Linked DNA regions of Mus musculus: region 1 is linked to region 2. Evidence: chromatin loops called from intact Hi-C (ENCODE). Cell type or tissue: heart. All regions are shown on one strand. Each heading gives the region's core, and the rest is flanking DNA. Links, peaks and the distances in the headings are about the cores only.

Region 1 (7,665 bases), core at 876-5,875, 73 kb after region 2:
ATACAATGAACTTTTGGTCAACCATAAAAGGTGAAATTATAACTAGATGTGAGGGTACACACCTGTAATCCTACAATTTAGGAGGCCGACACAAGAGGATCTTCTAAAAAAAAAATTAACAAACAAAAACATGGAAAATTAGCCGGGCGTGGTGGTGCACGCCTTTAATCCCAGCACTCGGGAGGCAGAGGCAGGTGGATTTCTGAGTTCGAGGCCACCCTGGTCTACAGAGTGAGTTCCAGGACAGCCAGAGCTACACAGAGAAACCGTGTCTCGAAAAACCAAAACAAAAAACAAAAACAAAAACAAAAAAACAAAAACAAAAACAAAAAAATGGAAAATTAAATTAAGGCATTGCCACAAAATTGATAGAACTGAAGATCATAACATTAAGCAATAAGATATCATATGTGTCATCTAGAGAAAAATTAAAAATTAATTTAAGCCAGGAAGTGGTGACACGCCTTTAATCCCAGCACTTGGGAGGCAGAGGCAGGCAGATTTCCGAGTTCAAGGCCAGCCTGGTCTACAAAGTGAGTTCCCTGACAGCCAGGGTTACACAGAGAAACCCTGTCTTGAAAAAAAAACACCCCAAAATTAATTTAAATTAAAAGTTAAAATTTAAAAATTAAATTAATTTTCACAAAATTGATGTGAAAGGAAAGTTATTAGAAACAAGAAAGGGTAAAGAAAAGACAGATGAATATGACCAGAGTACATGGTGTGGGGTTTGGGGTGGTCGCTGAGAAAACTCACTTCAGATTCCGAAGCTTAAAAATGAAAGCTCTGGGGGTTAGGGATTTAGCTCAGTGGTAGAGCGCTTGCCTACCAGGCGCAAGGCCCTGGGTTCGGTCCTCAGCTTTGGGGGTGGGGGGGGGGAAGAAGCTCTGTTTTCTGAGCTCTCAGAGAGGCAGACAGTTAGGGATCTGTACTGTGTTCCCAAAGGGAGATTGTACAACATTGTTACAGAATGGGAGCACCAAGCAAGGGAGATGCGGGTGACCAATCCTACTTTGACACAAGGAAGTTACTCTTAGTGACTGGGCCTTATCTGGGTCACCTGGTTCCAGGGTCCTTGAGTCAGCTTTTGCAGTCAGGTCCCCTCCTGGACTCTGACCTGGAATCTAGAGAGATAAATGCACAAAAGAATGGATAAACAGCACGTAGTCAATTACGTCAAGACAGGCTGCACATTCATGACTTCTTTGCCTTAGTTTAGATAACGGGATAACAGCATCTTCCATCTTTACATCCCTTACTGGTCATGAGATATTTGAAGAAGCAGGATAGGAGTTGAGTTCCAGGGTTGGGAACCTAAACTCAGTTTTGATCCTGTCAGCAAGGTGGAACACGTTCTAGAGATGGCGGAACTCAGGAACCTCCTAACCTAACAATGAACCTCCTAACAACGGCACGCACGCATGAAAATGTCATAAGTAAAATCTTTACTTGCACAATTAGTATATGTTAATTTAAAATGGTGGATGGATAATATGATACAATTATATTGTATGAAGGTATGAAATTTTCAAAGAATAATTTTTAAAAAGAAGAAAAGAAGGAGCATGTGTGAGATTCTAGGTTCAATTCCCAGGAAAAGAAAACAGGAAAACACAGCAACATGAACACAAAACACAGAAAACAAACAGAGCTGTCTCCTACCTTGGGGCCAACTTTGAAGCAGAGAAATCTTCCCTCAACACATTCTCCAAGGCTTCCAAGATCTCTCTAAACAAATCACACTTTTTAAAAAATTATTATTATTGTAGTTCCTTCGAATTCTCAAAAGCATAGGTGGGCAGCCTCTAGGATGGAGATGGGTTCCCTGGGGATAGGTCCTGCCTTTGTGCAATTTCATTTGACTCTCAGACCCAAAGAATCATCAGGCTCCCATAACACCTTGGTTGAGATGAGCTACTCTTCCTTCAAAGATGACTAGGGCCCTGGTAAGAGTAACAGTGGCTTTGCAGGACTTGAGAGTCAGGGGCTCCAGGCCTCAGCTAATGAGAACAACTTTGGCTTGGATGAAGCTGTCTTCAGTGCCTGCCAACAACACCGCTCCTCCCATGTCTGTCTTGCTTCCACCGGATCATCAAGGAGGAACAAGAACAAGCAGCTTTTTTCCTTGCTATCTTGGACACACTCAGGTCTAGATACAGGTTCTCAGGCAGAAACAAAGTCCTAGGGCTAAAATTCTGGCACACACAGACCAATAGCCCCAGCCTCGGACCAAAAATGAGCATTTTTTCCCAATCAGCACTATTGTATTTAGTGGCCCTTGGACCAAGTCTCACTACAACTCACTGACAAAGGAGAAGGGAAAGTTTGCTTTCAAGGGCAGGAAAAGCAGGGAACCAATTGGAAGACTTGAAATAATGCCAGAAGGCTAATCTTCAAACTTCAGAGACCACTGGGGGCTGTTGAAGGTGGAGAGGAATAGGAGGGTTCCCTAGATGGAAGCTCTAAGCTTACAAGAGGAAAAAAAAAACTAAGATGTATATTCAAGGTCACTGTGGCACACAGACAACACAGATCAGTCAGAATCCCCCCCCCCAAATTTTTTTTTTTTATTATTAAAATGGCTCTAAGCTCTTTTGCTCTCCAGGGTGTCGTTAGGGACCCTGAAATCTGAGTTTTAAAAAATGCCTTCTCAAGAACCACCTCCTCCCCGAGGGAATCACTGAGTGGGTAGGGGCTGTTTTAAACAAAGTTTTTCCCCCACCTGCATCAATTAATCTAAAGCTGTTGGGAAGTAGCTCTTACTTGACTCACTACTCGGGGCTCGTCCCACCCAATCCCCTAGGACCATAAAGCTATAAGACCGGAAATAGGAGCTCTTCCAATGCAGCTTGAAACTAGGTGGAAGACTAGAAGAGTCCCAGCCATCCCCCACGTCAGCATCCTAGTGGGCTCTAAAAGCGGCGGGCGGCGTGGAGCCTGCCGGGAGCTGTAGTACTCAACGCGGCTGTGCGCCTGCGCCCTGGGCAGTTGCCGGTGAGCTTGGGAGAGCCGTGGGCGCAGAGGCGGTGAGTCCCGGAGCGGACAGAGGGCGTGGCTGTCCCTGGGGCGCGGGCGCGGGTAACGGGGCTCTTTTTTGCAAGGCTGGGGCCACACAAACTGGCAAATTTCATATGTGCCCTGGGAGCCAGGCCCCAGGAGCAAAGAGGAGCGGCGGGCTCCTATTCGTTCAGGGACCCCGCCGCCGCTCCCTGCGACCTGGCCAGGCCTTGCTGGGAGTCCACGATGGCAGGGAGTGCCCATCTGGGTGGTCGGACATTGTCATCCAAGAGCTCTTGGACACCACGTCCCTAACACTGGCATGGGGTTTTAAACCAGCTTTTAGGCTTTTCAGGGACATGTCACGCCTGCTGTTTCCCCAAGTGCCCTCTTTGATTAACGGTGCCTTACGGGTAGGCCCTGTGAGGGTGGATTCAGAGGCAAGCTTGGGGGCGGGGGGGGGGGGCACTGTTCCTTAATGAAGTGAAGTTTTTACTATGTAGGGCCCAGGAAAGAAACCTAGAGAAACACTTCCCTGGTAGACGTGGTGGAAGGTTTTGGGTCAGCCAGGAGAGGCTTCCCTAGCCAGCTGTGCGACTGGAGCAGCTTAAGTACTGGGTCCCCAGCCAACAGACTGCAGATCCTTGGATATCCTCCAGCAACGGTTCCATGCCTGGGCTCAGGAAACTAGAAGCTTCCTAGGAAGGAGTCTTGACCAGCAATAAACTTCACTTGAGTTCTCGCCTTGTGCCAGGCGGGCTGCTATTCACTTTCTGTGCCATTTGATCCTCGAAGGATTATTTTTTATGACGTTGATGCTATCGTTATGTGCTTGTTGTAAACAGAGGCATTTGGGTGTGAGGACTGCACAGCAAATTATGCCTAAATACATTTGGCACAGAAGGACAGGTTACTGTTACAGTGATGGTTGATATGAAGTCAGTTTCAGTCCAGTTGACAGAGTGGGAAGAGGTTCCGGACTCTTTTCCTTGAATCCTCTTCAAAAACCTTAAAGAGGACAGGTATAAGAGTTGTCTCAACCAAAAAAAAAAAAAAAAAAAAAAAAAGTATAGGCAGAGGCAGGCGGATTTCTAAGTTCAAGGCCAGCCTGGTCTACAAAGTGAGTTCCAGGACAGCCAGGGCTACACAGAGAAACCCTGTCTCGAAAAACCAAAAAAAAAAAAAAAAATAGTTGTCTCAGTAGATGGGGGAGGGGGCATAGTGTATATGCATATTCAGGTCCTGAGCCCTGGATAGACATGTATACAACCAACCCTGTGACCTCAGAGATTGCACTAAAAATATCTTGACACTATTAGTTATTTAGGAAGTACCGTATTGTCCCTCCTACATTTCTTTTGAAATCTCCATATAGAAAAATAGAATGACTTGGAATTAGGGTAGGAATGGAATTAAATTAAATCAGTGGGGCCTTAAGAAAAGGCAGGGTTCTTACCTGTCTCTGTAAGATATTAGAGAAGTGCTTTGGATAATGCGATTTACTGAGCCCCTTACATTTATCTGGCATATCGGAGGAAGCAAATTGAATTTTTGGTTAAACTTACAATACCATTTGGTGTCCTTGTCATATAAGATAGAGCTTTCTAGACTCTAGCTAGAATTTAGAGGCTATGTGAGTTTCCTGGAGATTTTGTAAATATTTGAACTGTATCTACAATTGATTGTGCCTATACGTGTTCTTCTGGGAAGTAAGGCCCCAGCTTTGGTCTGATTCTCGAAACCCCCAGAAAGACTGTGAGGGGATCCTTTAAGTCTCTGTGGGAGGAAAGCCAGCTCCGTTGAGCTAAGGACGGTGAGTGTGCCATGTTGTAACCATTGCTCTCTCTCCTTTTCATGTCTTCCTGTCTTCAGCTGTAAGTGACTCCCCCAGATTATTACAGAGAGGAAAAACCTGGACTCTGAGACATAGACCCCAGATAAACTGTAAACTGCTAGAAGAGGTGATGGCTGTGGCCCTGGGCTGTGCAATCCAGGCCTCCTTGAATCAGGGCTCTGTGCTGCAAGAGTATGACACAGACTGTGAAGTTTTCCGACAGCGTTTCAGGCAGTTCCAGTACACAGAAGCTGCCGGGCCTCATGAAGCATTCAACAAACTCTGGGAGCTTTGCTGTCAGTGGCTGAAGCCAAAGATGCGTTCTAAGGAACAAATCCTGGAACTGCTTGTGCTAGAGCAATTCCTAACTATTCTGCCCACAGAAATAGAGACCTGGGTGAGGGAACACTGCCCAGACAATAGAGAAAGAGTTGTGTCACTCATTGAAGACTTACAAAGAGAGCTTGAGATACCAGAACCACAGGTGAGAAAAAAAAATGTGGGGTCTCTGTTCTTAGGGGAGCAAAAAGAGGTACCCAGGCTGTTGAGTCTGTATCCAACATTTGGATTCTGATCCCACAGCCCCAAGACTTCTCCAGAGACTTTTCCAGTGTTCTCTTCTGCTGGAATTAGCATATGGGTCTGAGGTTCTCCAGTGTATCCATATCTAGAAATTTCAATCACAGTTACCAGTGCTTGGCTCTATGGCGTGCTCACCAGCTCCTGCCACAGTATAATTGCCTGTGACCTCTAAGTTCCTACTTGTGTCGCCCTTGTAAATGAATTGCTTTTCAAAACAGAAGGAGGAGGAGAGGAAAGAGTTAAGTGCGGCCCACACATTCTAAACTATGTATTATTTGGTTCTTTCCAGAATGATCTGTCTGTCACTGAGTCAAGTAGAGTCTGGAAAGAATGCAAGGGAAGGCAACATAGTTTAGTGTCAACTGATACACTTTTTCTACAATATGTCTGTTCTTCAGGGGAAGACATCATGAAGTGGTCACACGCCAGCCCCTCTGCTTTCAATTACTGTGTTGGGAGAAGCAGGAATTCTGCCTGAAGTTCCAGGGCTTTGAGCAGTGTTGTCCCCAATGATGTGATTTTTCAAAATGGCAAAAAAAATGCGTTTTTTTCTCTGATTTGTGCAAAAGTGATAAAAAAAATATGCAAAAGTTACTTAGTTTCTACCTGATTAGCAGGGTGTGGTTCTTGCTAGGTTCTTTTCATCTACATGTAGGTTTGAAGGAGTTGCATGTTTGGGAGAGTGTAGGAAGAGATCTGCATTGTAAGCGATGTGCTGCCCGTCTCTGACCCATTCAATTCCAGTAGCACTGCATGCCAGCATATTGCCTTCTGTTCAGAACTACCTTTTGGAAGCTTCTATTCAGGGAGGGCATAGGTAAGCACAGGGCAAGCTGAACACAGAGCAGTCTTCCCATAAGGACGTAGCAAGAGCTTCCACCTGGCAGTCTTAATTAGGCCTTGGAGCTTGGGATGGGGTTTGCTGGAGCTGTTGACTTCAGCCCAAGTAGCGGCTTGCATAGGAAGTCACCTGGTATGTGAGTGCTTACAATGTAGCCAGTGGGGCTGAAATTAGCTGTGAGTATCAAATGCATACTCCCTGTAGAGACTTTGTACACAGGAAGGAGCAGGTGGAATAACTTGCTAGTAATTATTTGTGTTGGTTACTATTGTATATTCTGTAATAAGCACATCCTAGTATAGTCAACACACTTGTTTTGTTGGTTGGTTGGTTAGTTGTTCATTTTTTTTCTTTTATTAAATTTATCTATTCATGTTACAACCCAGTATCAGCACTTTCTCTCCTCCCATTAACCCTTCATGTAAGTCCTCCCCTGATTCCCCTTAGAAAAAGTCCCTCTCTGGGTGTCAACCCCCCACTATCATCCTCCCACACCTCCCACTTCCCCACCCTGCACATCAAGTTGCTGCAGGAATAGGCGCATCCTCTCCCACTGAGGCCAGGCAAGGCTGTCCATGTAGGGGTGCAGGATCCACAGGCAGGCAGGCAGGCAACAGGCTCAGGGACAGCCCCTGCTCCAGTTGTTGGGGGACCCATATGAAGACCAAGCTGCTCATCTGTTACATATGTGCAGGGGCCTAGGTCCAGCCCCTGCTTGCTCTTTGGTTGGTGATTCAGTCTTTGTTAGCCCCTAAGGGTCCAGGTTAGTTGACTCTGTTGGTCTTCCTGTAGAGTTCCTGTCCTCTTCAGATTCCGCAGTCTTTCTCCCAACTCTTCCGTAAGATTCCTGAGCTGCATCTGTTTGGCTGGGGGTTTCCGCATCTCTTTCCATTGGGTGCTGGGTGGAGCCTCTCAGGAGACAGTTATGCTAGGTTCCTGTCTGCAAGCATAACAAAGTATCATTAATAGTGTCAGGGATGGGATGGGTCTCAATTTGGGGCAGTCATTAGTTTGCCATTCCCTCAGACTCTGCTCTTTGTCCCTGCATATATATATATCTGGTGTTGTTATTGTTGTTGGGTTTTTTTTTCTCTCTGTATACCCCTGGCTGTCCTGGAACTCACTCTGTAGACCAGGCTAGCCTCAAACTCAGAAATCTGCCTGCCTCTGCCTCCCAAGTGCTGGGATTAAAGGTGTGCACCACCACTGTCCAGCATTCCTGCATATCTCATAGACAGGACACAGTTTGGGCCAAAGGTTTTGTGCGTGGGTTGCTGTCTTTATCTCTCCACTGGGGGTCCTGCCAGGCTACAGGAAGTGGTCACTTCAGGATCCATATCCCCAACTGCTAGGAATCTCAGCTAGAGTATTCCACTTAGACCCTCTGGGCCCTTCCCCCATCCCAGGTCTC
Region 2 (7,665 bases), core at 1,775-6,774:
AAAACTGCCTGTTGCCAGGCAATGGTGGTACACGCCTTCAATCCCAGCACTTCGGAGGCAGAGGCAGGCAGATTTCTGAGTTTGAGGCCAGCCTGGTCTACAGAGTGAGTTTCAGGACAGCCAGGGCCAGGGGTAAACAGACAAACCCTGTCTCGAAAACAAACAAACAAACAAAAAAAAACCCTAACTGTATCTCCAGGTCTTCTGGTCTCCTTGGGCCCTGCACACATATCACACATACACACACACAAACAAAAACACACACAGCAATGTGAATTCAATCCAGGAACTCAGAGAATAAAAAGCTCCTTGATAATAATCGTATGAGATGAGTTTTGTCTAACACCAAAAAGAATCTGGCCTGGTGCCGATTTTCTCCAATCCACTCCTCCTCACTTTCTCTTCAGAAAAGAGATCTCCCATGATAGCACCCAGTCTTGGCAAGTATAGTTGCAGTAAGACTACTCACCCACTCCTATGGATGATAGACAAGGCCTGGCAGAATTGCACTCCATTTGCTATGGAAATAGAGCTCAGTGGGAGGAAGGCTGAACAAATCTTAACAAAAATGCACCCTCAGTAACCATAAACTCTTCTTTATATTACAAGTACAGCTTTACTTTTTTCTCTTTAATCATTTTACAGTTTCTACATCTTCCAGGCCTGGTGGACACAGTGCTCTTTTAGTCAAATTACAGTTTTGCATAACTTAGCATTTCCCAAGGAGGTTTCTTGGTAAGCCCTTTAGAGCATCAGTTTCTTTCAGCTCTTCCTTCATCCTGAGGAATAAACTATAAACACAGTACATAGCCACAGTTTCTGTCATTGATGAGGAGTTGGTCAGTGAAACTGCAGATTCTGAGCTTCTGAACTTAGTAATGATTTACAGATGCTGCTGTGAGCTAAATGAGGAACTAAAAGACAACTTTGTCAGGCACTCAGGTCTGCTTGTGCACACTGTCACTGGATAATAATATGGGTAAAGAGAGCTGGCACTTTAGAGCAGAGTCATTTGTCCCTGGTCAATATAGAAGATTTTATACATTTCTTGAATGTCATCTATGGAAATTTAATAAATTTTAAATTTAAATTATTTAACAACAACAACAAGAACAAGAACAATAATAATAATAATACAGTGAGACTGATGAGCCAGCAGTAACAGGGCTTTAGCTCCTATGACAGAAATTGAATCAGGCATTGTGTACACACCCATAATTTTAATTATGAGGATCTTGCTTAGTTTTGTGTATATATAAGTGGATTATCACATGGATGTTTTCCCCCTCTTAAATTCTGAGCATGTGAAGAAAACTGATGTTTCTCTTACTTATACTATTAAGCAGATTGCATAAAAGCTTGGTCATCTTTTCCCATTTCTAAATTAGCATTTTATTTCAATTCGTTGCCATATTGTATGCATTAACTGTTTGGTAGTTGTCTGTTTATTTTTAGTTGATCTTACATATAAAGTCAGTCTGATAGAAAATTTGGTATGGAATATTATACATTTTATAAACTTAAAAATATTTTCCACTCACCTCAAAATGCTCTGTGGTTATATATTGACATCTCAGTTAGTAATACACAACACAAATTCTATTCCACTTAACCCTTCTGGAAATGAACTTATATGGTATTGTCTGACTTGAAACTAATAAATCTATTTAACTAAACCAGAGCCATGTTCATCAGGAAGGAAACTACTACTGTCTGATGTATAGAAAATGGAAAAGATACTTCTAGAGTAAAAGAAAGAAAGGAGGGCCTGCCTTCAGCAGTTGTGGGAAGTCTATGTGGCATGTGCATTTCCCCGAGTCAGCAGCATCTAGGGCACTCAGAATACAGGAAGGCTTCCACAGATTTGCCGAGAAAAACCAACTCTTCAGGAATCCCAGGCAAGTGCTTCAAGCCAAGACTTACTTGTGGGAAAGTAGGTGTAAAACCTCCCATCTGCATGGGAGTCTCTCTGAAACTTCCTGTTGGAGGTATGCTTGTTTTTATATTACTCTATACATTTTAATGTATTTACATTGTGTGTGCATGTGTTTGAGTGTGGACATATGTGTGTAACTATGCACACACCACCGCACATATGTAGAGATTGCAGGACAACATGGAAGAGCCTATCCTCTTCTCCTACCATGTATATGTTTCAGAGATGAAGTTCAGGCACTCAGCCTTGAGTGGCAAGTCCCCTTACCCAGTGAGCCATCTAATACGTTCCTTGAGCTTTACTTCTTTACAGCGTCTGAAACGTGCCTGTTCATTCATCATGTCAAAACTCACCTAGCAAACCAACATGAGCATAGAAAATGTAGCATCCAAAGTTTCAATGAGCCATTGACATTGTTTATCATCCTGTCACTTCCATTATTGTTGTTATTACTATCATTATTAGTATCATTATTATTTAGATGCCTGTTTGTATTCTAATAAAGGGAAAAAGAAAGGTGTGAATTTGGGTGAGTGGAGAAGTAGAGAGAATGTAGAAGGAGTTGGGAGGACAGTAATCAGAATGTATTGAATGAAAAGATGTATTTACAATTAAAAGCATCTTACCAGAAATTTTGATCTTTTTGTTGGTACAAAGGACTCATAAACTGATTTTTTCAAAAGAATCATATTGTATACAGAGAACAAATATGAAAGGTTTGCAAACTGAGGAGAGTTTCATTTTGCAAGTATGGTAAGGACCGTAGAGTTAGTAACCAAGGACACAGAACACAACACACAGCAGACAAAAGTACAAAGCACACTCAAATAGACAGGCAGGCATCAAATTTGTGAATGTAAGGACCTTTTAAATGGAGAACAAATCCTCCCCATTCTCCATGAGAACAAAATGGAATCCCTGTTGACTCCGATGACTTAGAGTAGGAATTCATCCAGCATCCTTTCTCTTCCATTTGGTTAGACCTGACTCAAATCTGCCAAGATTCCAGGGCAGGAAAAATAGACCCATTCATCCACTTGGGTATGTGTGTTTCCAGTTAGTGTTACAGATGATCACATGCTTAGACAGCTAAAATAGAGCACATCTATTCTAGTAAAGTTCTGGAAGGCAGAAAGTGTAAAAATCAAGGGGCTGGCTAGTTTTACTAGTGCCTGGCACCACGGTTGGCAACCTGTAGGTTGCGAGTCCTTGTGATGCTTTCACAGGAGTTGTCTAAGACTATCGGTATGTCAGATATTTATGTTAAAATTAATAACAGTAGGAAATTACAGTTATGAAGTAGCAAAAAAATAATTTTATGGTTGAGGCTCAGCACAGCATAAGGAAGTATATATATTTTAAAAAACTGCAGCATTAGGAAGGTGGAGAACCACTCTCTGGAAGCTTGAAAACAGAAAGCCTGGTGTGCCTCCCGGCCTGGCCTTGGCATCAGTCTAAGATCTGCTTCTGACATTCATCTTCTTGCTTCCTTTTGTTTCTTGTGATCATATAGGGATAACCTAGAGAGTACAGTCAAAGGCCCTATCTGAGGACATGTTCAGAATCCATTTTGTGAAACAATGTGCTGTAGTATCATTAGGACAGGGCTGTCTTTGGGACCAGTGCTCTTCTGCATTCCTCCATGTGCTTTGCTTTCTTTGATTTTTTTTTCTGCTATTAACTTATTGTTCCCCAGTTGGTTTATTTTATTTTATTTTATTCGATAATTTCTTTATTTACATTTCAGATGTTATCCCCTTTCCTGGTTTCCCCTCCAAAAACCTCCTATCCCATCCCTCCTCCCCCTACTCACCAACCTACCCACTCTTGCTTCCCTGTCCTGGCATTCTCTTACACTGGGGCATTGAGACCTCTCAGGACCAGGAGCCTCACCTCTCACTAGTGTCCAACTAGGCCATCCTCTGCTACATATGCAGCTGGAGCCATGGGCCCCTCCCTGTGTACTCTTTGGTTGGTCTTTTTTTTTAATTGGATATTTTCTTTATTTACATTTCAAATGTTGTCCATTTTCACAGTTTCCCACCCTCCCAGATGCCCCCTATCCCTTCCCTCTCCCCCTGCTTCTATGAGGCTATTCCTCCACCCACACAACCACTCCCACCTCCCAGTGTGGTGGCTAGCAAGGTTACCTCTCAGTCTCCTCATCATTCAACAGCATATTGGGGATCCTGTGGCTGATGGGGAAAAGACGACCAGATTCTGCGCTTTGCAGGGTACCCTCCAGTACATCCATCTCAAGCCACACGTGGGTGCAACTTCCTCAAAAACATCTCGTCCTGTTCATAGCCATCAGTTTGCTCTTTGGGTACCTTGGCCAAGATTGAGTTGTCTGCTGCCTGCACAAGCACTGCCCACTTCACTTTGGGGATCATCTGTGCCAAGAAGTCAGGGTTGAACTCCACAGAGTTGATGCCTGCAGGCACAGCCAGAACACACTCATGCCTATGCCCCACCCATGTGAGCTCAGGAGATTGTGGATGAGCAGTTTCACATTGTCACATCGGAATTCCTGACAGGACTTATATTTTTTTATCATTCATTTGGGTATTTATTTACATTTTCAATGATAGCTCGCTTCCCAGTTATCCTTCAACAAATCCCAATCCCATCCCTCTCTCCTCCCTTCCTTTTGGAAAAGGCTTAGTTTGTGTTATACTTCTACATTGTTCTCCATCACTGAGGGAAGTCATGGCAGGAAGCCATGTAGGATCATAGGCAGGGTACATGGAGAAAGGCTGCTTATTGACTTGCTTCCTCAGCTCACTTTTCTCAGCTTTTCTTCTTACAAAACTTAAAAACTTCTTTTAACTTTTATTTTAATAACATATTTATTATATCTAAGTATTATAAACATTATAAGAGTGTTTTGCTTGGATGGATGTCTGTGGGCTCTGTTTGTCCAGTTTTCACAGAGGCCAGAAGAGGGCGCTTGATACCTTGATATGAAGCTACATGTGGCTGTGAGCTGCCACCTGAGTTCTGGGAGTCAAACCCTGGCCTTCTAAAAGAGCAGCCAGTGTTCTTAAACACTGAGTCATCTTTCAAGCCCCACCTTCAGCTTGCTTTCTTATATATTTTCTCACCATCTTTGCAGGGATAACACCACTCACTGTGTACTGTATCCTTTCCCATCAACTGTTAATCAGGAAAATGCCCAACAGGCAAAGCAGATCCAGAAAGACAGAAATTACATGTTTTCACCTATGTATGGAGTTAGCTTGTAAGCTTGATATATGTGTGTGTTTCATTTAGAATAACAGAGATGAGCTATCTTGTAAGGGACCATGAAGGAGGAGGAGATCTTCCAAGGAAGGGGAAATAGAGTATAGTGTATAAAGGAATAAAGAAGAAACTAATATAGAAGGGTTAAATGGGGAGGGGATCTCAGGCCAAGCATCTGAGACTAGACAGATTAACATAAAAGCATTTCCAGTCATGTCTAAAACCATTACAGCAAGGGACTGAGACATTCTCTGGACATTCCATGGTGTATATGTCAGAATGACATGAGTTTTTACATTGTTTCTCAGCTTTAAAGTGTAAATGATGAAAGAAGGACCATGGTCATCCCTCCTTCTTCCTGCTTTGAGGTGCTACAAAGGCTTCTTTGCTAACCAGATACCACTGTGACACAGATATCTTGAAGTCACAGATTGGACAAGCATCTCTGGAGATCTGCTGATGAGAGCATGAAACCATAGGTGAAAATCTGTTATTATTAATTGTGCTAAATGAACACAGCAGTAAAATGACTTCTAGTGACTCCTAATTGTTCTACCCATATGTTAGTGTATATCACTCAGCCTTCATCAGAGGTGACTTTTCCTACAGAAGGTGGTAATAAACACAGAGCGCCACAACTGGACAATGCACAGAGAGTGAGAGACTTGGATCACTAGGCCTTAAAGAGAATGTCTTTACCAAGTTCTCCCATTCAAGGTTCAGGAATCTATGCAAAGATGAGTCAGAAAGACAATACTGACCAGAGGTGGAGGTGATGGATAGTACCAATGAGTTGTATCATAGGTATTCCATGTTCGTTGTCTAATATCCAATTAACAGTGAGTACATACCATGTGTGTTCTTGTTTTAGGGTGAGATGTTCTATAGGTAACTATTAAATCCGTTTGGTCCATAACTTCTGTTAGTTTCACTGTGTCTCTGAGTTGGATGGTAGGGAGATGATGAGGGGACGTTCAAACCATATTATATGAAAAAATTTAAAGAAACATTTTTCTAAAAAAAAAACAAATAAACATGGCTATATCCCCATCTAATGTAGGCAGATCCTACTTGAAGTTCCCTCTTCCTGGGTGACTCTAGGTTTGTGACAAGTTGGCAAAAGGTTACTAGCACACTTACTAGCCAAGCATCTGAGACTAGACAGATTAGCATAAAAGCATTTCCAGTCATGTCTAAAAACATCCCACCAAGAGACTGAGACATTCTCTGGGCATTCCATGGGGTAAACGTCAGAAAGACATGAGTTTTTACAGTATGTCTCAGCTTTAAAGTGCAAATCCTGAAAGGAGGGCCATGGTCATCCTCCCTTCTTCCTTCTTTGGGGCACTACAAAGGCTTCTTTGCTAACCAGGTACCACTGTGACATGGATATCTTGAAGTCACAGAGTGGACAAGCATCCCTGGAGATCTAGCCTCTGATGACAGCACTCTTCCACCACCTCCTGCCTTCACACCTTACTTGTTAAGATGGGGAAATAGTAGGAAAGACATGGAGGACCAAATTCTATAAAGTCCAGTGCTATTCTCAATAGACACCTGATTTTCTAGATGAACCTCATATGTTACTCTTTGAAGTCAACTCACAATCTCCTGTTTCTTGTGCACAGCATTAGAGATGTCAATTAAAGGTAGTCTTTTGAAATATATTGTTAAGTCTGCCTTATCTTGATATTCCCTGCCCTGTTTTGTGGAGAATTGAGAGAGAAGCAGAGACTTGGGTCTGGAGGGTGAGTGACTGTCCTAAAGGATAGTCAGTCCACACCTGGAGGCTGGGTCTGACAGCATCCAGAGGAATGCAGTTCAATTGCCTGGAGATTCTTGGAGGAGCACTGTTCCTCTTCAAAATGTGACAGGGACAGCTCCCACAAGGGGGCAGTGTGCAGTGGTGTTCTACACTTCTTTGAGCCATAGGGGTACTGATTCCCCTCCCCCTTTCCCTTGCTATTACAGATGGGCAACCTCAATAGGGTGACAAGTAAGCCCTGCTGACACCAGAATCTCTAATTGCAAAACCATTACAGGAAAGACCAGTTTCCCTCCACTCTCAAAATAAAAAGCAAGGATTGGGCTCATAGGGCTAAGCATTCTCTGACTTGCTTTGAGAGAACAGGCTGCTCCAAGGTCCAAAATTGAGCATTCTGTGTTTACTGAGAGTTTAAAAGCTAAGCACCTGTAACATTTGCTCTGTGGTACTGAAAAATATGGTTCCCAAATGTGTATGAGAACAAAAAGATGAGCATGTAGCCTAAGGAGCACCATTACCCTGACATAGCACCAGAGACCTGGTATGCATTTAATACATGGAAATACCCTCCAAGTCCCCAGACCACCCTCCTCAAGTGTACATTACATGTTTTTGCTCTGGACCATAAGATACAAGTCTTCAAGAAACACAATCTGACACAAGGCAGAAACAGGAACTCCTTTATTGATCAAATTGCAGTATCAACAAAAAAATATCAGCA

Evidence for each region. A loop is a pair of places that touch in the nucleus more often than their neighbours do. Peaks named below come from ENCODE experiments on the same cell type or tissue, not always from the same donor. Only the 100,000 strongest peaks of a DNase experiment are listed, where the experiment ranks them.
Region 1: it touches region 2 in a loop (4-fold over the local background); 19 of 42 quality-filtered maps call a loop at or near these places.

What each region holds. Positions count from the first base shown.
Region 1 is chrX:56,343,414-56,351,078 of GRCm38, forward strand. It overlaps Zfp449 (zinc finger protein 449), which reads left to right and starts at 2,984. Exons shown (of 5, transcript NM_030139.5): 1 at 2,984-3,026; 2 at 4,870-5,315. The coding sequence starts at 4,962. It overlaps Gm38625 (a long non-coding RNA gene), which reads right to left and starts at 2,983. Exons shown (of 3, transcript XR_878111.3): 1 at 2,764-2,983; 2 at 1,663-1,728; 3 at 707-1,124. In heart, for the core only: no CTCF peak of the experiment used is centred there; DNase peaks (open chromatin) are centred at 2,978 and 3,638; H3K4me3 peaks cover 1,451 bases; H3K27ac peaks cover 1,369 bases.
Region 2 is chrX:56,269,476-56,277,140 of GRCm38, forward strand. It overlaps Gm35953, which reads right to left. Exons shown (of 5, transcript XM_006528353.1): 5 at 7,610-7,665. Among named protein-coding and RNA genes, the nearest start is that of Gm35953, 20 kb to the right of the region's middle. In heart, for the core only: a CTCF peak has its summit at 4,870 (motif pointing right); no DNase peak of the experiment used is centred there.